Linked DNA regions of Mus musculus: regions 1, 3 and 4 are each linked to region 2. The links are chromatin loops, found by intact Hi-C in ENCODE. Cell type or tissue: heart. All regions are shown on one strand. Region 1 has its middle 8.9 kb from the start of n-TRtct5. Region 2 holds the start of Dusp23 (dual specificity phosphatase 23). Region 3 overlaps Cfap45 (cilia and flagella associated protein 45). Region 4 has its middle 33 kb from the start of Pigm.

Region 1 (5,000 bases), 770 kb before region 2:
CCCCTTGTTCAAGGGGGAAGCAGGACACATCAAGTTGGGGAGCCTACACCTTGCCTGTCAACTAATGTTCTGGTAGGGGTTCAACTTCCTCTTCTCCTCTCTGTTCCAAAAGGGAAAAGGAAACTTCCCCTACCAGTTCTCAACTCTCCATCCCTTACATTACAGAAGGCCTGACAACGCGCGCGCATGCCTCCTTTTTTCTTCCAAGCTCCAACTTCCTCTCTGCATGGAGCGGTCTCACAGGACCTGCCGGCTTTGCTTCCCAGGTCTGACAGCAGACCTTCTAGTTTCCCCAGCATCTCCAGCCAGTGTCATTTCTTGACTTCTATTTGAACAGTTTTTAAAATGAGGCATTCCTTGTTCTCCTTCTGAGACAGTCTTTCTTCCTCACTCCAAATATTTTTTGACCACTTTTAAAACATCGATCTGCTCTCGGCCATTTGACTGTTTTCTACCAGGATCTCTGCCTTAGATTTCCCTTTAGAGTTGAAGCCCCATTTACCCAGTTGGTTTCCAGGTATATCTGCTTGCACCTCTTAGACACCTCAGATTCAGTGTTGTTATGATGGGGGTGGCCTTCTTCACTAGACACCACGACGAAGCCCCCTTTTCTCACAATACTCCGTACTTCCCATTTGCTCAAGTCAAGAAGCTAGAAATCTTACCCACTCAGGCTTTCCTCCTCCGGTAGTCTATTTCAACCAAGTCTTATCCAATCAACATCTGAAATGCCTTTCAGACTCACTTCTCCTCTCCCCTGCCCAACTCCATATCTGATAATTCATTATCTTTAAAATGATCCTCAAAACCTGTCTTCCCTTCAGCCATTCTCCACAATCCAGCCTGAGGAATCTTTCTGAACTATAAATCTGAGCATTAGTCACTTTCCCTGCTGCATGTGAATATACATGTACACACAGACACTGAGACGCAGAGACAGGGAGGAAGGCAGCTATGCACACATCCGCATGCGTGCACACACGTGCATGTGCACACACACCCATGCACACACACACACACACACACACACACACACACACACACACACACACACACACACACATACAGACACATAATATACTTTTAGTTGCTAGTATGTGCCCTGGGGTTTAAAACAAACCCATTAAAAGAGCTTGTCAGCCCTTGTCCCTATCCCAATCTGTCTATTAACATTAAGCTTCTCTCTCAGTGCCTGGTTCTAAGTTCCTGTCACTTCTAGAAAGTTCTCTCCACTTCCAGTATAATATATTCCCCATCATGCCCTGGGGTGACTGAATGATACCTGTCTTCCATACTACATCAACTCAGTCAGGTCCAGGGTCATGCTTGCTTCATGCCTACCTTACCCTAGTGCCTCTCAGACTCTGACCCAACTCAGGTACTTCACAAATACTGGTTAAGTAAATGGTCACACTTTTCCCTTGTAGCATTATTCAGAATATTTTATACTGGCAATACTCTAAATCATGGATTTGCCTGAATTTGTATATTTACAGTGATCATTAGAGTTATTGACTGAACTATAGGAAAGAAAATAATTAGAATAAGCTATGTCTGATCTCTCATTGGCTGAAAAAAACATTGAAGGAATGAGTGACTTAATGAAAATTAGAAATTGAACACACTTCAGTTACATGACCTAAAGATGTGAGAGAAAGGTTTTTAACAGTGGACTCAGGTTAAGATTGACGGCTTTCTAGGGTTGATACCTTCTAAGGTTTCCCACTTCCATGTTAGCATGCCTATTGGTGATGTTCTTCAGGTCTTGTTTAGGCAGCCATGTTGGTGAGATGAGCCATGGATGCAAGGTCTCTGACATTTCTAGGAGACACAGAATTACAGCAAACTTCCTGAGGCCTCAAACCTAGATAAAAATTACAGGTGACTAAGGAATTCTGAGAGTGGGAGAAATAGTCTTCCCTAGAAATACTCTTGGTATCTTAATAGCAAGTGATCAATCCTGAAATTATATACATAAAAGTTACATATATAATGTGTGTGTATATATATATATATATATATACACATATATGTGTGTGTGTGTATGCATAATGTACACACACATATACCAACATATATATTTTGTGGACTGTTATATATATAAACTTCACTGTGTTGTTCTATGTATTAAATAAAAGGAGGCCATAAATTTAAATTTGAGGGAGAGCAAAAGAAGTGAGGGAGGAAAGGGTAGGGGAAATGATGTCATTATATTTTAATTTCAAAGATTATTAAAAATGTATTGCAACCTGAAATAAAACATTTTTTAAATTATATACCAGGTGCAGTGGCACATGCCTGTCATCCCAGCAATCAGCAAGCTGAGGTATGATGATGTCCATGAATTCAAAGCAAGACTATTCTACACAGAAAAGCTCTGTCTTAATAAAATCAAATCAAATCAAATCAAATCAAATCAAATCAAATCAAATCAAATCAAATCATACACAGCAAGCTATTTTATTTAAGAACCAACTTAGACAGGGGATTGACAGATGTGCATTTAGTGTGCTCAAATGGGGTGGAAACAGGTACTCAAAAACATGTAAATTCAAGAAATTGCTTAATGACATCAATTAGTATTTACAAAGGTGGATTTTGCATTATCTGTGACTTATAAAGGTGTAGCCACCAATATCCTTCCTATGCTCTCCATTTCAGGTATTTTTCCATTTTATCCTCTCCTTTTACAAGGCAGAAATGAGGTTTATAGACAGCAATGCATTTAAACAAGATACAGTTTTTGCACTAAAGACCAAGATCAAGTCAGAAAAGAACACATTTAATCCACAAATACAAAAGAATAAAAAAGGGTACCTAAAAGAAACTGAAAGTCAGAATCCACAGAAGAAAGCACTAGAGGCAAAAGCATTGACTTTTCTAATGTAAATTTCAGATTTTGTTTGGGAAGGTAAACATTACCAAGGATTCCAGCAGGTGGCGCTCTGAACCAATGAATGAGGAACTGTCCTCAGCCCTACCATATTTTAGGTAATAAAATCAGTTCCTTTTGTGACACTTCAAATATGGAGTCTACACCCTCTGTAACACACACACACACACACACACACACACACACACACACACACACACACACACACATTTCTACAGTGAAACAGTCTGGACATGATAATATACCTGCACAGGCATGTAAACTGAATGTGTTTCTAATAGCCAATCTATCCTCTAATGGACCCTTCATACTGCCTAGTAAATATTCTACTACTCATTCGTATTAATCTCGCACTCCATATAACAGTCTACATTTCTGTGCTTTCTTCAAACATTGAAAACACATGACCTTCTCACTTACTAACAGGAGGCATAGGAGCTACCACACTGCCACAGCCACCATTAAATGAAGTCTTCTTTCTTCTTGTGCAAATCTATATGCCCCCATTCTCCTCCCAGCAAGAGGCCAAGGAGCTGGCCCTCCGGTTACCCAAAGTCACGGTTTTACTGGTACTCCTCTGACTGATGCTTCTCCTGCCTTCTCAGAAACCTGAGCTGCCGTATGCTGTTTAACATCACACTCTTGAACACTCAAACTCTACCTCTCAATGATTTTAGTTATGAGGCTTAGGGTATATGATACATGCACGTCCTGCTCACTAAAATACAAATGAAGCAGGTGGGCCTGTATATATAACAAGTTCAGCCATGAACATATCGTTGCTGAACCTCATCAGTAATGAGCTGGAGATGGGGTTCAGGGTCAGAGTGCTTGCCTACCATACTGGGCATGGGTTCAAACCCCAGCACAGTAACAGCACATAAAAGATTCAGGGAAATCAATTGAGGGATAGGTAGAGAGTGGTATTTCATAATACTTTTCTAGCTAGTTCTCTTTATTAAGGACAAAGTTCCACAACACGCAGTCAGAAACAAGCCTTCTCAGACTCCCGGCCTTCTTCCAGCTCAACACTCCCAACTTCTAGGCGTCTGACTTTCCAGAGCTCACTGCACGCCTGCCTGCGCTCAATCTCTTCCCCTCCACTTCCTCCAATCTCGCTTCAAATCTCATTTTTTTTTCTTTTTACCTCCTGCTCCACAATATCATCGCGGACCTCTGAGTCACTTTGACAGACATGTTTTCATTATCATTTGGTTGACTTCTCAGTAGCATGTGACACTCAGCCATGTCATGCTGTGAACCATTCCCTCTGCTGTGATGGGAGCTGTGGTATTCTGTTTCCCCATTGTCTCTTTCCCTCTCCAATCTTGCTCTAACTCCCCTCCGTTCTGTCATTCCAAGATGCAGCTTCTTGGTTCATGCTTAAGTTCTTTCTCCGTGAAGAAATGTGACGTGCCCCCCCTTAACTATCTCAAAAAAATTCCTCAGAAACTAAAGCTCTGAATTAAACTGATCTTTTCCTCCCTCCGATCTCCTTAGTCCCTTGTTTGTTAGACTATAAAGTGGTACACAGATTATAAAACTGGAGCGCTTCTTGTCAATCCTGCCCCTTTCCTACAGTTTCCGAAGCATTAACAACTCCTACAATCCTACTTCAAAAATACTCTTGCATCTCTTTGTATCCACCATTAGTTAACTCTCTCCAATTGAACGTTGCTTTTGCGGCTTCAGATGGGATCATATATTGCGTTCCAGCATCTCTCTTGATGTCCTTTTGCCCTGTTCTTTCAGTAACAGCTGGGGAATTAGTTCCAAAACACAAAGCTGTTCCTGCTATTCTCTAACTTTAGTATCTGCAGTCCTCTCTTCTCCCCAAACCCCCTCCCCACACACCTTTTAAAGATTAAATGGTAAAATGTCTTCCAGGGATCACAGGACCCTCTAGAGTCTTCCTATTGCTCCCCCCCAACCCCGCCCCAGCTTCGTATCAAATCTCCCGTATGCCTTACAGTCAAATAAAACTGTTTTTTAGTCCTTTATACGGGACATTTTTCCCTCCTACCTTAAGACCTTACTTAGCATGTGCTATTTCTCTGCCTAGAAAGTCCATTTCTTTGTTGTTAGCCTGGTTACTTTCTGCTTATCA
Region 2 (5,000 bases):
CCCAAATCTTCTTGTTCCCCCAAAACATGTCCCACACACATACCCACATACACACATATGCACATACTATCTATCAATACAGATGCACGCAGTAGAGATTGTCCCCAATAAAGACCAAGAAACCTGCTCCCTTTATGAAAATAGTAATTAGACAGAATCACTTCCTTAAAAGGAGAGACACGAAAGGGGGAGGCTGCAGGAGGGAGATGTGAGGGTAACATAGGGACAAATATAATTACAATACTCTGTATGAAACTGGGTTTTTTTTGTAATTTAAGCCTTTCAGAAAAATAAAAGCATAAATTCAACAAATAAACAGTCTAGGATAATGTTCCTTATCTATTTTAATTGGAGGTTGTGTGTGAGTACACACATGTAAAAATTCACTGGGGTGTGTATTTGTTTCGTGTTTTAGTGTGTGAATTAAATTACAGTAAAAAAATGAAGTTTTAAAAGAAGTTACACATAATATTCAACACAGTCCCCATGCAACTGAAGAATCCACAGACACCCTGGAGACTCCCAGTGTCTTGAAGTACGTCTTGCCAATGCATTCTCTTTATTTTTTCAGTCCATTTACTTAACACTTTTGAACACTATGTCCAGACGCTGGTAAAAATAAAAGATTCAACAAATCAGTCTTAGTTCCAACAAAAACAGGAAACTCTGGCTCAACAAAGCAACTTCCACAGTGGGAAGATCAGAGTACACAGAGCCTAAACCCTCCTGAGGCCCAGATAGCCCTAAACAGACAAGAAAGATCCTGTAGATAATGTGTAAGAGACTGCCGAGGTTGCAGGAAGCCTCGCCAGGAGCCCAGCAGTGGCTTTTCTTACAGAAACCCTCAGCTGAGACAGAAAATTAAAGGAGACACCTGCAATGGGACACAGCTCAGACATGGACCCTGAGCCCTTCTCTCTCTAGAAGATGAAGGATGAGCAGACAAGGGAGAGCAAGTCTTCACTCGGAGCTAACTGGCCTTTCCACAGGCAAGCCTGCGTAGGAGGGAGGATGATGGACGACCTTTCAGCCTCAGAGACCCACAGGAGAGAGGACACACTGAGAGCAGCCTAGGGGCTCATTAGAGAAGAGAGTCTGCCTCCCACTGGAGAAGACAGGCTTGGAGCTGGATAGGAAGGAGATAAGAGACGTGCACGGAAGGGCGAGGAGAGACGTGGAAAGTTCTTCCCTGACACGTGGAAGGTAGACAGAGAAAGCAGAGAACCCAAGAAGTGATCTGCCCACACGGACAGTTCCTGGAAATGTTACTTCCAGACACAGCTGTCTGCCGTCAAGGTTCGTTCCCACTGAGCCAGAGCAGGCAATCCACCTCGGAAAGGAGAAATCCTTCCATTTTGCTGATGCCGTGGACAGCCCTCCCGCTGCCCGGTTGCTGAAACAATGGACTCCACGATCCTGGAATTTCCCCCGAGAGCCTCACGCAGGAGAAGGGAAAGACTGGGAGCCTGGTGTTTGAGAGATGGGGAACTTGTCTCCTTGTATGAGAGACGAAAGCAGAGGCTAGGGTGAAGGGGGGCATGGAGAACCACACCTTGACCAGGAACACTCAGTTATACATAACTCTTACCTTCTACCTAAGCCTAATCCTCATACCAGGACCCTAAAGATAGACTTGGGTGGTAGGGACTGGACCTCCTTGTTTCTCTCACTAATGTAGCACACTGAATAAACCACCTCCCGCTTTCACTAGCAGGTTTATTTAATTGGCCCATTGAAGAGACAAGTAGCCCATCTTGGCTTGTTATGGCTCCCAAGGCCCAGATTTTCACCCTAATGACCAGCAACCAAGGGAGGGTAGGATGTCTTCATACCCAGGTCTTGTGGGCTTAGGTCAGTATGTCCCTAGGCCCCCGGTTAAGAAAATACCCAGGGTTTTAAACACAAAATGTTTGGAAGAATGTGAAGATGGCTGTGTAACACTGTCATTTCCTGGATGACTGTAGGAAAGTGTGCCATTAAAAGATTCTGGAGAGGGGGACAGAACAATGGCTCAGCAGTTAAGAGCACTGGCTGCTCTTCCAGAGGTTCCATCCCCAGCACCTACACGGCAGCTCACAGCTGTCTGTAACTCCAGCTCCGGGAGTCCTGACACCTTCACACAGATACACATGCAAGCAAAACACCAATGTACATAAAATAAAAATAATAATAATTTTTAAAACAAGATTTCGGAGCTGGAGAGATGGCTCAGCAGTTAAGAGTACTGACTGCTCTTCCGGAGGTCCTGAGTTCAAATTTGAGCAACTACAAGTTGGCTCACAACCAGCTGTAATGGGATCCGATGCCCTCTTCTGGTGTGTCTAAAGACAGCTACAGGGCACTCATATACATAAGATAAACATTTTTTTAAAAGAGAGAGAGATTCTGGAGAATGGTATCTTCCTTAGCTTCCTCGGTGCCTCAGTTTTCTCATCTCTAAAATGGGGTTACTGTGATCACCTACCTTATGGCGATTAATTAACATATATAAAAAGTATTTGCACAAGTACCTAACACAAAGCAAAAGCTTAAATGTTGTTAACCCTTATGTTGTTGATAGTGGTTACTATATTACCCTGAGTACCATTTCCAGTGCCACATATTTCCCCACCCCCCATCCTTTAACTACTGTCGGCAGTAGAAAAATAAAACTTTCTATTGTCTGGGACATAGTAGTTCCCTCTTACTTCAAGAACTCAAGAAGACAGCAACCATGACTGCTTGGTCATTGAAGAGATTACCTACTCACACCCGCGCCCAGGCAGAAGTAGATTTTTCTATCACTATTTAAACCCCTTGTATAAAAACTATGAAGAGACCAGGCCGTTAGGCGGCTGGCCCACGATGCAGTAGCTCCAACGCACCACCAGGGAGCAGCAGAGCCCAGCCCTGGGCTGTTTTCTCTACAGGAGCAATTAATTGGTTCCAGGCTTCCTTAGTGCCTTCACTCCCCGCTGCAATAATCACGCTTGTTGTTGATTACCCAGCCTATCAACGAGTGCCCTGCTCGCGTCCGTTGGGCTGTAGGGTTTCTCTGCCTGCCTTGGAGCCGTCTTAGCCCCGCCCCCGCTGTTCAGCCAACCCTGGGTGGGGAGGAGCGTCACGGGGGAGGGTCCAAGAGACTACGTGGCCCGCTAGGGCAAGTGCTGAGCGGGGACGGAATCCAGCCCCAGAGGGGGGGTGACCCAATCTCCCGGCAGAGTAGGAAAGGCCAGCCTCGCCCTGAGTAAACTCCCCCCACGATGGGCGTGCAACCCCCCAACTTCTCCTGGGTGCTTCCGGGACGGCTGGCCGGACTGGCGTTGCCCCGGCTGCCCGCGCACTACCAGTTCCTGCTGGACCAGGGTGTGCGGCACCTGGTGTCCCTGACGGAGCGCGGACCCCCTCACAGTGACAGCTGTCCCGGCCTCACGCTGCACCGAATGCGCATCCCTGACTTTTGCCCGCCGTCCCCGGAACAGATCGACCAATTTGTGAAGATCGTGGACGAGGCCAATGCCCGGGGAGAGGTCAGCACGCTCGTGAGCCAGAGCGAGAGGGCGGGGCCTGGAAGGAAATGAGTGGGCGGGGCCGGAGCTGGAGTCCGAAAAGAGTGGGAGAGCCTGGGGTTGGGGGCGGGGGTGACAGGGCTAAGTGGGGTGGGAGCTAGATGGACCCACTCCCTGACTAAAGTCAACTATGCTGCTAGGAGAGGTGGTGCCAAGTAGGCTGGAGAGAGAGTACTGTCAAGTGAAATCCTTCCAGGAGTCCAGGGAGCGCCTATGTCAGACGGAATCAGTTCAAAGCCCTTTTACTAGAGGTCCAAATGTCATAGAGACACACTTGTAATTTTAAATTTTACTAGCAGCTACGTTTTAAAAAAAAAACAAAAACAAAAAACGAAAAAGATGAAAAAGAAGCAGGTGAAGTTAATTTTGTACTAATCCAATAAGTCAAAAATATTATTTCAACATAGAATCAATATGAAACAAATTATTAATGAGGCATGTCCAGTCTTTTTCATGCCGCATCTTCAGGGCCTGGTAAGTATTTTGCACCTCAGCTCAGTTTGGACTGACACATTTCAGGAAAAATAGCACCACAAGTGGCTGGATGTACTATACAAGACAGCACAGGATAGAGGCCAGGCGATGTAGGCTGAGAGCCCAAGTTGGAACCAGCCATTCCAGAGGCCTCCTAGTCACCTGTCCTCCCACAGCTTTGATGTCACTTCTTGGAGAGCCTGTGATGTGTGGGGTGAGGACAGGGGAGTATTGGGGAGGGCATTGGACTCTACTCCATCAGTCTCCACTTCACAGGCTGTTGGAGTGCACTGTGCCCTAGGCTTTGGCCGCACTGGCACCATGCTAGCCTGCTACTTGGTGAAGGAGCGGGCTTTGGCCGCAGGAGATGCCATTGCTGAGATCCGGCGCCTGCGACCAGGATCCATTGAGACGTATGAACAGGAGAAGGCCGTCTTCCAGTTCTACCAGCGAACAAAATGAGGACTTCAACAGCCCGCCTTTCCCCCTCCCCAACTCCTGCGGCCAGGGAGGAAGGGGAGTGAACTAAAGTACTGCATCCTTCAGGTCCCTCTGACTCCTATTGGACAAAAGTAGTCCTTCCCCAAAGCCATAACGTGGCCGGCAGGATGGCCGAGACCCCACAAAAATGAGGTAATAACTGATAAGAACTCATCACCGCTGCATAGCATGTACACAGCACTCCCAATACATCTGGGTGGTTGAAAAGACAAAAAAAAAAAAAACAAAAAAAAAAAAAAAAAAACCACTTCTGTTCTTTGGATGAGGTGTCTAGAGTTCAGAAAGGCCTCCGGTCACAGTTCTGGGAAACAGAAGGATAGGCCAGGACTCCAGCACACACCTTTGTCATCCTGAGGATGATGGGATTCTAAGTGCTGTTCCCTGACATGTGATAGAGGAGAACTGGTCAGTGAAGGAGACCCATGTCCCTGGCCACATGGCCTCCAAGCAGCCTCAGGCCGCTGCACTCCTACACCA
Region 3 (5,000 bases), 100 kb after region 2:
CTGTCGGTGACCTGTCCTTGTGTTTCTTTAAGTCCACCCTGCTCCAAGAAGCTTCCTCTGAGCCCCACCACATTCTGACTCCATCTTACTGGCCACTTCAGGACCAATGGTGCAAGGCCTGTTTCAGCTTCTTCAGGATTGGACTCTATCTTAACTACATCAGCAGCCTAATCTCTGAGCCAGTACCTGGTACTTAGCACACACAAAGCTGTTGAATCGGACTTTAAAAAACAGATTGTTCCTGGTGCTGGAATAAGGTATAAGTATAAGGCAATGCTTGGCAGGGTTGAAGTGGATGCTGGTGGGAAATTGAAATATCCCTGTCCATCCATCCTGGATAGAGGCTTTGAACCCTAAATATTAATTAAAAACTCTGATCGACAGCTCCTGGAGATGTGTCTCTAGAGCTCTCCTGTAGCTACCCAACGCATTCAACAAACCTACAGCTAATTATAATGATTAGAAACAAATGACATACATTAGGGGTGGGGGAGGGAGCAGCTGAGAGGAGAGAATAAAGCCTGCTTCTGGGCGAGGCAGTTTAACAGGTGCATGGCAACAAGACGCAGATGATCTGAGACAGGAAGTGAAATCTCATCTAATAAAAGCTGGGGGGGGGGGAGCGGAGGAGGTTGTCCTAGAAGTAGGTTCACTTATTAGCAAGGTCTTAGAATGCACCAAGTGGTGTGGCCCAAAACAATGGAGGCTGTGAAGTGACCAAGAGCAACCTGAATCTAAGACAGTGGATCTGAAGCATGACCAGCCTGTCTGCAGGGAGGTCAAGAAGTAGGACCCCTCAGGCCACTGCCCACATCTGGCTGTCAGATGCTCAGGCTGGTCGGCCTAGGCTAAACAGAGACTATCGTCAAGTCCAGCTCCTGCATGGGGATCCAGCTGCGTCTCTTCAGCTTAAGCCCTGAGCCAAGGGCTTCAAATTCTGTGAACTGACGTCACTCGTCATTCAGCAGTGGAGCCAGAGCGGTAGGACAGTCTGAGAGTTCGAAGCACTAAACACAAGAGCTAAGCCACCAAACACAGCACTGGCTCCTGGCACTTAGCTGAGCTCTGCCTGTGCCCTGCAGGAGGAGCCTGATGGCACTGTTCCAGTAGGGCAGTAAAACTGAGCTAACCCCAAAGGAACCCAGAGAGCCCCTATGAATTTCCTCTGATAGCCTCGAGTCTGGGGAGGAGCCAGAGTGCTAATTAGGCATCTGGTCAGTTTCCCTTTGCTTTGGATTCTCCTTGTACCCAAAAGGAAGTGACTCATTGGTCCACTTCTCTCCCCCACCCCCCAAGCAGTGCTGAGGGCTTAGAAGCATTGATTGCCCCTCTACCCTTTACTTTTAGAGCCTACAGCAAGCTTTGGAATGAAGGGCAGTGGCATGCTAACTACCAAAGGGAGAGGAGGAGGGCCAAGATGGAGGAGAGAAAATGCTGAAACGAGATGGGCATATTGATTTTTTCTTTTACATGTAGAATGTGTGGTGTGTGAGAGAGAGAGAGAAAGAGACAGACAGACAGAGACACACACAGAGAGAGGGAGAGAGAGGGGACTGTTAGAGGGAAGAAGAGGTTTAAAGTAGGAGACAGAAACTATAGCAGACATTGGAATATGTGTGTCATGGCAGCAAAAAGGGACTATTTGGAGGAGTTAGGGACCATCGAGAAGAGGAGAGGGAAGTCTCAGAGGAAAGGACAAAGAAGAATAAAGTATATAGATGTAATAAAATGTCAACGAAATCCAGTTTTGTGTACGTTAAGCAAAAGAGAATTTAAGAAAAATCTATACAGGCAAACAAGACAAAAGAAAAGAGGGAGGGATGGGTAGGAATGCAGATGGAGTTGGGCTGTCTGGACGGAAGCATCCTGGTGGCCCAGTCATCCTGCACAGTGGCAGCCGTGCCCGGGGACTCACATGAGTTCTCTGACCATGTCTCTAGTGATGAGCTGGATCGTCTCCGTCTTGTGCTCCAAGCCCAGAGCACTGAGAGTTTTCCGGATAGCGTGTTTATCATGGATCACCACGATAGGGCTGTCGCTCTTGCCCTGGGATGAAGGCTATCAGGTCAGAAAGAAATCCATAGAAGATGGTCACTCCACTTGCCACTGACCCAATACGGACCTTGAGGCTTCCACCCCATGCAGCTACAGAACACAAGAGCACCTACGGTATTAGGGAAGCATCCTCGAAATCTTCATCAAAACATGGCTTGGGTGTGTTCTGCACTGGCCTGACCTTCTGACACCAATACCTTTTATTCTTGGGCAGGCGTTCCTCCCAAGGATGCTGGAGACTGTGCCAAGGAGTGGGGAGGAGAGGGGCTGACGGTGTATATCTAGACCTCTGTTAAACCAATCGGGTTGAAACTTTAAAATTTGGTGTCTAGGTTATCTCTCCATGAACATTTCGGGTCTTGTGAGATTCTTGGACCACGCTGTGACTTTGAAGCAATATAACATGCTACAGATAAATCTACAATATAATATTAGTGATTTTTATTCCTTTCTAATGATTAGTGGTTTGTTTGTTTATTTGTTTGTTTTAAGCTATATCAAGGGAGTTGGACATAGCTAAGTGGCCTAACAAGAACTGCCTTAAAAATCTAACATCGTTGGGCCAAGCATTGTGGCAAACACCTTTGATCCCAGCCATCAAGAGCCAGGGGAAGGACAGCTAATCTGAAACCAGCATGGGACACACAGCAAGACTCTTAGGGAACAAATGATGATTAAGGAGGGCACTCAGTTAGGATTCGGCAATGTGAACACAGATCAGATGTGTGGTGTTTTTCAGATTCGTCTAACCTCAGAAGGGTTAGCAAGAAAATACAGTCTCTAAACACATGAAAATGTAGGCGCCATAAACGCAGTAACAGACACCTGCATGGTGCCCAGGGGGTAGCTTTGACTGGGTCACTTTGTATGCACTGTCCCCTGAGCGCTACTGCCACCTGGTGTTTGTTTCTGCTTCTAGAAGGGCACAACTCAGCAATGCTGCGGGCCACTTCTGCCCCCTACCGCTAACTTCCTGGACTCTCATTTACCCAGAAGGCCAAAGAACTTGGGCCAAGATAGGATTAGTGAACAAGCAGAACCTGGAGCTCTGGGCCATTCCCCACCCTCCTTTTAACCAGAAAATTCCATGAGGACCGTTCCCCTCACAAAGAGTGTAAGTGTAATTACAGAATTGCACCCTTTCGAGTCTTGCCTTTACCAGTGGGGAAGACACAGAAGAGTGGAAAATCCTCTCAGGGGGCCCTCTAGAAAGTCCTCTTCCACTCACAGGGAGAGCAATGAAGAGCAGGGGCTGACATCAGCTCTCTACTCCCCAATCCACCTACACTCCTGTGCTTCCAGGAGTGGCCCTTCTTCCTCAATGTCTCCTCTCTCTCTCTCTCTCTCTCTCTCTCTCTCTCTCTCTCTCTCTCTCTGTCTCTCTCTCTGTCTCTCTCTGTCTCTCTCTCTCTCTCTGTCTCTCTCTCTCTCTGTCTCTCTCTCTCTCTCTCTCTCTCTCTCTCTCTCTCTCTCTCTCTCTCTCTCTCAATCTCTCCCCTGCCCAGCTCTCCAAGTCTCACTCTTTCCCTCTTCATCAACTGTCACTGACACCAAAGCTGTTCCAAGGAGCGCTGTACCTCCCTCTCCACACTCCAGGAACCATCATTGTCCTAGTCTGGGTGGGGCTTGCTCGTCTCCCCAAGCTAAGCAATTGGTTTAGCTGAACCCCTGGAAGTCAAAGAAGGGAGGGAATTTCTAGGGGTGAGGAACCAGGTGCCCTGTTTACCTAGAACACACTAGATGTCAGAGCCAGGATCTCTGAATCTCTTCTTTGACATAAAAATCTCAGTGATATGACTAATACGAACATCACCCTAAGCAACACTGGTCTAGGCCACTGCTGAATAAGGGGCAGCAGCGACCAGGGAGCTGGGGGAATCTACTGATGGTGAGTTACCTTGACACCTCCAAAGAGGCTCTCGTCTACCTCAGAGTTCATGGCTTTGGTTCGATAGCGAGTCCTAGTCCGTGACCGGTTGGAAGCGGTGGAAGCAGAGCTTGAGGCATCCCCTGGCCTTAGTGGCTGCAGGTAGAGACAGAAAGTCCGGTCATCGGTACCCAGTGGCATCCAGACCACAGGCAGCAAACATGTCTCTAGCCTATGCCGACAGCTAGAAGGGCGAGCATACAGCAAAACCTCTTATAGAACGAACGTGTCCACATAGGACCTGAAATGTAGGGTACAGCGTCCCCCGTGGGGAGACCTCTTGCCAAAGCACACTAAGTCTACGGAAGGGCATCTGTGCCATCTCAAGAGCTGATGAAGCCAAGTCAGTCACAAGGTACAGATGAAAAAGATGGAGAGTGTGGGGAGATGGTGACAAGAAGGAGGGAGGCTTCCTGTTCCTAGTCCCTGCACAGGTACAGTCTCCCATAAGAATGGCTTTAGAGAGGCAACTGCTCCTCATTTCCCAAGAATGCACATGGTCCTCTTCACCACCAGCCTTCTCAGCCTGAACTCTAGGACCCTTTCATTAAGGACAAACCACCCAACCCCATTCCTGTTTCATGAGCCAGCTGGGGTCTAAAGGAAATAAAAGCTGTAAAAACTCATTGGGCCACAGCTCAGCGTGTGGTGGTTGGCAAATGGTAAGTAGTGGATGAACAATGATTACCAGCTACCATCAATCAGACAGCGCTAACCAAAATAGAATACTTTTTGACGTGCCAATCGTTTCCTATGTTTGGCAAATTACCCTAGCTAATGGCTGTGGGAGATGAGGCTCATTCCCAAAGACAAAAGCTGAAAACATCAGGTATTTGCCTTCTTAGTCAAGCAGGGCATCTAAGCTGAGCCAATAAGATGCCCCTGACTTTACAGCGACTGGGGAACCAGTGATATGAGACACTGAACCTGAACGTGGAAAGCCTTTTTGACCCGATGCAGCGGAAGCAGCCGCATCTGGGGCAGTGCTGATAAGGACGTCACCAGCAAGCAAAGCCAG
Region 4 (5,000 bases), 220 kb after region 2:
TTTATAAACACATCAACAGGTACTCCCCGCTGGCAGCCAGAGCAGGGTTTGAGGCATTAGACCACGATGTCTGGAACTTTCTCCCTCAGTCCTCAGCCAACCAGCAAGGTCTGCTACTCATGCAGAAGGTGGGGCTCTTGTCGGTTCGTGTGTCCTTCAGAGAAATCTCTGAGACCTCCTGAGTAACTCCCTGAGGAGGGGGAAACTGACTCATCTATAGTTTGACTCATCTATAGTTTGCCTGAAGTAGGGTTGCCTGAAGCCTGGATGGGGAGGAGGCATCCAGTTTCTTGACCATGCATTGTCTAGCCCAGACTTGTTTTGTTTTAGAGCCTATTTCTGCTTCAGGAAGGAGTTAGAGATGAAGAGTTAGATAGCCGTAAGGTCAGAAATATCTTTATTTGACCTATCAGTTTGGGCCAAACAACTCAAAACTATGTGGATGGTCCAGGCTTCCTCCCTACAGCCTTCCAGAGCCCAGCATATAGAAGAGTGTCAGCCTCAGGAGAAGGTGGGAATTTCCCCCCTCCCACAGTCTCTGCTTCCCCTGCCTTTTACAGTAAATTTAGAACTCTGAGTTTGGAGGTACAATTTGGGGTTAGTTATTCTGCTCATGGGCCGGAGACACTTTGGTTATTTGTGTTTTCCTTCCTCCTTTAGCAAAAACTATTATTCTAATTCAGTTATGTGTTCATATAAAAGCAAATGTAATCTAGGCTGAAATCCTGGTTGCATATTCGTTATTACACTTATTTTTACTTAAAATTATTTCATGATTCCCCTAGAAAGTCTTTGGTCCCTAGACCACATGTTAATCAATGTGGCCCTTGTATCTTGAAAGGGAAACACTTGCTGCACCCCCTGCCGGTAGAAGCAGCAATAGCGGTCTCTAGGACCACAGGGAAGTCTTGGTCACTTTGTAAAAAAGTGTTGGGGCCCGTGGTTCTTGATAGCCTCTCTGTATGGAAATCTTCAAAATAGCCAGAAAATCAAAGATCCAATCAACTAACTTACCCTTGGCTTGTTGTTTCCAGAATCTATATATTCTCCTGTGATTAGAGTTTATGGCATTGGGATGGAATTCTATCACTGTGAAATTGCATGACCTAATCCCATCACTTTGAGAGGCTGAGGCAAGGGAACCATGAATTCAAAATAAGCTAGGGTTACATATCTACATGGTAGACTTTTTTTTTTATCATTAGAGAGATAAAACTAAATGAGGGTGGGCCCACAAAACTGAGAGACCCGTCTAATTCATCAAAGCAGTCAGTACCATAAGGTCTCACACCAAACACTGCTACTTCTTGGAAGCCAGGGCTCAGTAGCCTGCTCGGCTATTTAATAAACTGGAACTTTTCTAACCAAAATATTTTTTTCTAAGCATTGGATCAGGTAAATCAAAGCCTTGGCTCACTGGCTGGAAAGTTAGGAAAACATCTGTATTTACTGATTAAACTTCTTTGGCCGTGTTAATAGAATCCTTGCATAAGCACATCACTTGGTAGAATTTAACAAATTTGTTCTGGATTACTTTTATAAATAGAACAAACGAATACTACATTTAAAACTAAAGCGGAATGTTTTGCACGATAAATGATAAAAAGGATGGCTTTGCATTCCGAGAGTTTCTTAAACCCAAAGAAGAAATATCAGGTTCCCCCTAAGTGGAGGGGGGCAAGGTGCACCTGTAGGAGATTAGGAGTGGAGTGTCCGGTTTTACATAAATAATTGTATTGTATCATGAAATTGTGAAACCTGATTTGAGAACCCAACCACACAGCCTCTTAAGTCCCACCCCCCGCCCAGTTCCCAGGTTTTTAAAGAGAAAAACTTAAAGTCGTCAGTATTTTTCAAAGGTTTCTAACTGAGAAAGAAAGAAAGAAAGAAAGAAAGAAAGAAAGAAAGAAAGAAAGAAAGAAAGAAAGAAAGAACAAAGAAAGAAGGGAGGGAAGGGGGAGGGAGGGAGGGAGGGAGGGAAGGGGGGAGGGGGGAGGGAGGGAGGGAGGGGGGAGGGAGGGAGGGGGGAGGGAGGGAGGGAGGAAGGAAGGAAGGAAGGAAGGAAGGAAGGAAAAAAGAAAGAAAGAAAGAAAGAAAGAAAGAAAGAAAGGAAGGAAGAAAGAAAGAAAGAAAGAAAGGTAGTTAATGGTGACAGCTAATCTTTGTTTTCACACGTCATCTCATTCATTCTCACAGCAGGGTGTAATCGTGTTATTAGGTCAAAGCCAGAGGAGGTTAAAGAACCAGTCCAGGATAGCACAGCTAGGCAATGTGCTCTGGATCTCACTTCGTTCTCTAATTCCTCAGAGTTCTGTCTCTGACACAGTGGAAGGCTTTGCTGAACAAAATGAAGATGTGAGCCACTTGGAACAGCGAAACTCTGCTTCTATCTGGGGAGCTTAGCGTAAAATAACCCCCCTTTTTTACCTGTTAAAAACTGATTTCAACTAAGATTTGTATGTATTACTAGTCATATAACCTTTTAAATTTTCGATCACTGTTATAGTATAGTTTTGTTTTTAATTTTCATATTTCTTTTGGATTCCCCCAAATATTTGCAGGAATTCTAAGGAGTCTTCAGACGCCCAAATGATGAAATTCCAAGTAAAAGTCAGCTCGGGACAGACATACAATATCGTAGCCTGTAGCATCACCTACTGGTATGTTTGTAGTATTGCAGCCATCTTGGGTTGGAACTAAAAGGAGCAGGTTGGGACTAAATAATATGATCTCCGGAGTAACAAATTCTTTTCCTGAAGAGAAAACAGAAAAGTAGCTTTAATATCTCCCAGCACAGCCAAAGTACTGAGTCCTGGTCCTGGGTTTCCATAATTAGCTGTACAGATTTGGGTAGGTCGTTCCATCTTAAGTACCTTGTCTCGAGGCTTTTTTCAGTTATGTTCTTCAAAACACTAAGCTCACTGCCAGACCCCTTTACAAAAGGTTAGCCCGTGGTGTGACTTCCTCTTCAGACCCAAATTCAGGCAAGTCTTATCCCTTTCACATATACAAGTTTTTGAATGAAGTTCTTTTCGCAAAGACTTCCACAACGCTTCAATAAATTTCATCTATGCATGTGTGTGTGTGTGTGTGTGTGTGTGTGTGTGTGTGTGTAGAGTGTGTAGTTATGGTCAGCCCATATCAACATTTACTGCACCTACAACTTTTTAAGGCTCCACACTAAATCTTTATGAGCTATAAAAACAGGAGTCCCAGCGAAGAACTCAGATGTTGGCTGCAGGATAAGGCAAGTGCGTCATCTTCCCGGTCTTTAACAATCTGGTCCATCAATTGGAGGACCCCCCCATGAGATATTATCTCTGATTTTATAACAAAAGTCAATGGGGGAAGAGAGAGAGAGATTGGGAGGGAGGGAGAGAGAGAGAAAGAGATCTTTTTATAGCCAATCTAGCTGGAAGGCATCTTTGCTATAAAACTAGTGTTTCAGGAGTCTCTGGGGGGAGAACTCGAGACAGAGCTGAGCTCGGAGGCCATCACCGTGTAGCTGTGTTTCTTCTCGTGGGAACTGAAGCGATTAAGAGATTTGTGGGCATTATCTATTGCGTTAAGCAAAGTATATAAGATTCAGGTGTCCTAATACAAATATCCACTCTTTATCATCAAGGGCATACATATAAAATAGCAGCAAGTGTCCCACGATAGTTCAGTTTCTCTTAAAAGACCAACTTGTTTGATTTCTAAAAAATATTTCTACTGGAGATTGGGAAGGAATTTATTTTTTCAAATATTCAAGTAAGGCAACAATCATATTCCAACTAATTACTATTAATCATTTTCTCTGATCTTGAGGTTTTTCTAACAACTACAGCTTATTTATTATTCACAGCATTGCCAGAAAGTGCCCCCATTTTGTTCCCCTTTTCCAGAAGAAGAGACTGAAACACACTTATTAAATAAACCATGAAGTTACAGTTATGTCCTGACTCCAGCTGCAGGCTCCCTGACCATTCAGACAAGCCAGAGAAGCCTCCTCCTGCACAAATCTAGGAACCGCAGAGGAGCAACTTGGCTGTTGCCTAGCGTGGTATGCAAGGACACAGAGTCAGTCAACAGCTTTCACGTCCCTGTCTCTTAGCATCTGCCCATTGTGCCCTATTACAACCAAAGGGAATAGTTAGTATGCATTGTAACTTCACCAATCAGCTCGTTTTCTTTCTCAGGTTGGGCCCACTTGGGTGGTGTTAGAAAGAACGTGCTGGCAGGTGCCACATTCTAACAGGCACAGAACCAGAGTGACGATACCTCTCCTGTTCTTCCCTATCCTAGATAGTTCAAGAAACACTAGACAGGATATGTGGTTTGCAGGTCCTGGCTGAAAATAAAGTTTTTTTCTCAAATATCTGATTAACCTAAGAGCACTGCCACGGACACCCCCCCCCCGCACCCTCCCCCCCCCCAGTGTCTCCAATCAAGGAGGAAGACCCGTACTCCAAGGGCACAGACAATTCTCAAGGGGGGGGGGTGGTGTCCTAACTTTTCAATTATCTTCCCAGAAATGGGGCCAGTAGGTTGGTTCTCCCGGTCAGACTTTACCAGCATCACAGACCCACAGAAGGACAGGTCTGCTCCGATGGATACATTCTGTAGCAAGCAAAACAATGAGCTGCTCTCAGAGGAATGACATAATCACCAAGTCTTTTCTTCCCTTCTTGTAATGTGTATAATTTGTCTTCTTTTGGAAAGGTACCTGTAAATTTTAATGCAATTTTCTTGAGAACAATAGCAAAGTCACAATTTCCTAATCACTTTTGTTTCCCAGGAGGGAAGGAGAAAACCTTAACTGCTTGCTGAGTGACTAATACAGGCCCTTCAAGGCCCACAGAGGAGAACTGAACCAGAAGTCTTCCAAAAAGAATGCTATCCCTAATTTGTCAGACCCTTTAAGGCAATAAAATATTGTATATGCAGCGATGAGGCAAACCCACCACAGTCTGACTACAAATCCTTAGGTGACATTGAAGCAGAAACAACTCAGGACT

The links. A loop is a pair of places that touch in the nucleus more often than their neighbours do. Peaks named below come from ENCODE experiments on the same cell type or tissue, not always from the same donor. Only the 100,000 strongest peaks of a DNase experiment are listed, where the experiment ranks them.
Region 1: it touches region 2 in a loop (2.5-fold over the local background); 21 of 42 quality-filtered maps call a loop at or near these places.
Region 3: a loop joins it to region 2, with 9 times the contacts of the local background. A loop is called at or near these places in 29 of 42 quality-filtered maps.
Region 4: it touches region 2 in a loop (10-fold over the local background); 35 of 42 quality-filtered maps call a loop at or near these places.

Annotation. Positions count from the first base shown.
Region 1 is chr1:173,396,742-173,401,741 of GRCm38, reverse strand. It overlaps a transcript of Aim2 not described here. Among named protein-coding and RNA genes, the nearest start is that of n-TRtct5, 8.9 kb to the right of the region's middle. In heart, a CTCF peak has its summit at 2,912 (motif pointing right); no DNase peak of the experiment used is centred here.
Region 2 is chr1:172,631,125-172,636,124 of GRCm38, reverse strand. It overlaps Dusp23 (dual specificity phosphatase 23), which reads left to right and starts at 3,151. Exons shown (of 2, transcript NM_026725.2): 1 at 3,151-3,509; 2 at 4,299-5,000. The coding sequence starts at 3,243. The coding sequence ends at 4,484. Gm35601 (a long non-coding RNA gene) reads right to left here and starts at 3,145. Exons shown (of 5, transcript XR_001779542.2): 1 at 2,984-3,145. In heart, no CTCF peak of the experiment used is centred here; DNase peaks (open chromatin) are centred at 3,064 and 3,514; H3K4me3 peaks cover 1,955 bases; H3K27ac peaks cover 1,768 bases.
Region 3 is chr1:172,526,868-172,531,867 of GRCm38, reverse strand. Cfap45 (cilia and flagella associated protein 45) reads right to left here. Exons shown (of 12, transcript NM_027972.1): 2 at 3,953-4,078; 3 at 1,916-2,058. Among named protein-coding and RNA genes, the nearest start is that of Cfap45, 8.2 kb to the right of the region's middle. In heart, no CTCF peak of the experiment used is centred here; DNase peaks (open chromatin) are centred at 907, 1,187, 2,957 and 4,237; H3K4me3 peaks cover 424 bases; H3K27ac peaks cover 1,848 bases; H3K27me3 peaks cover 1,654 bases.
Region 4 is chr1:172,406,872-172,411,871 of GRCm38, reverse strand. No RefSeq gene overlaps it. Among named protein-coding and RNA genes, the nearest start is that of Pigm, 33 kb to the right of the region's middle. In heart, a CTCF peak has its summit at 867 (motif pointing left); no DNase peak of the experiment used is centred here; H3K27me3 peaks cover 1,118 bases.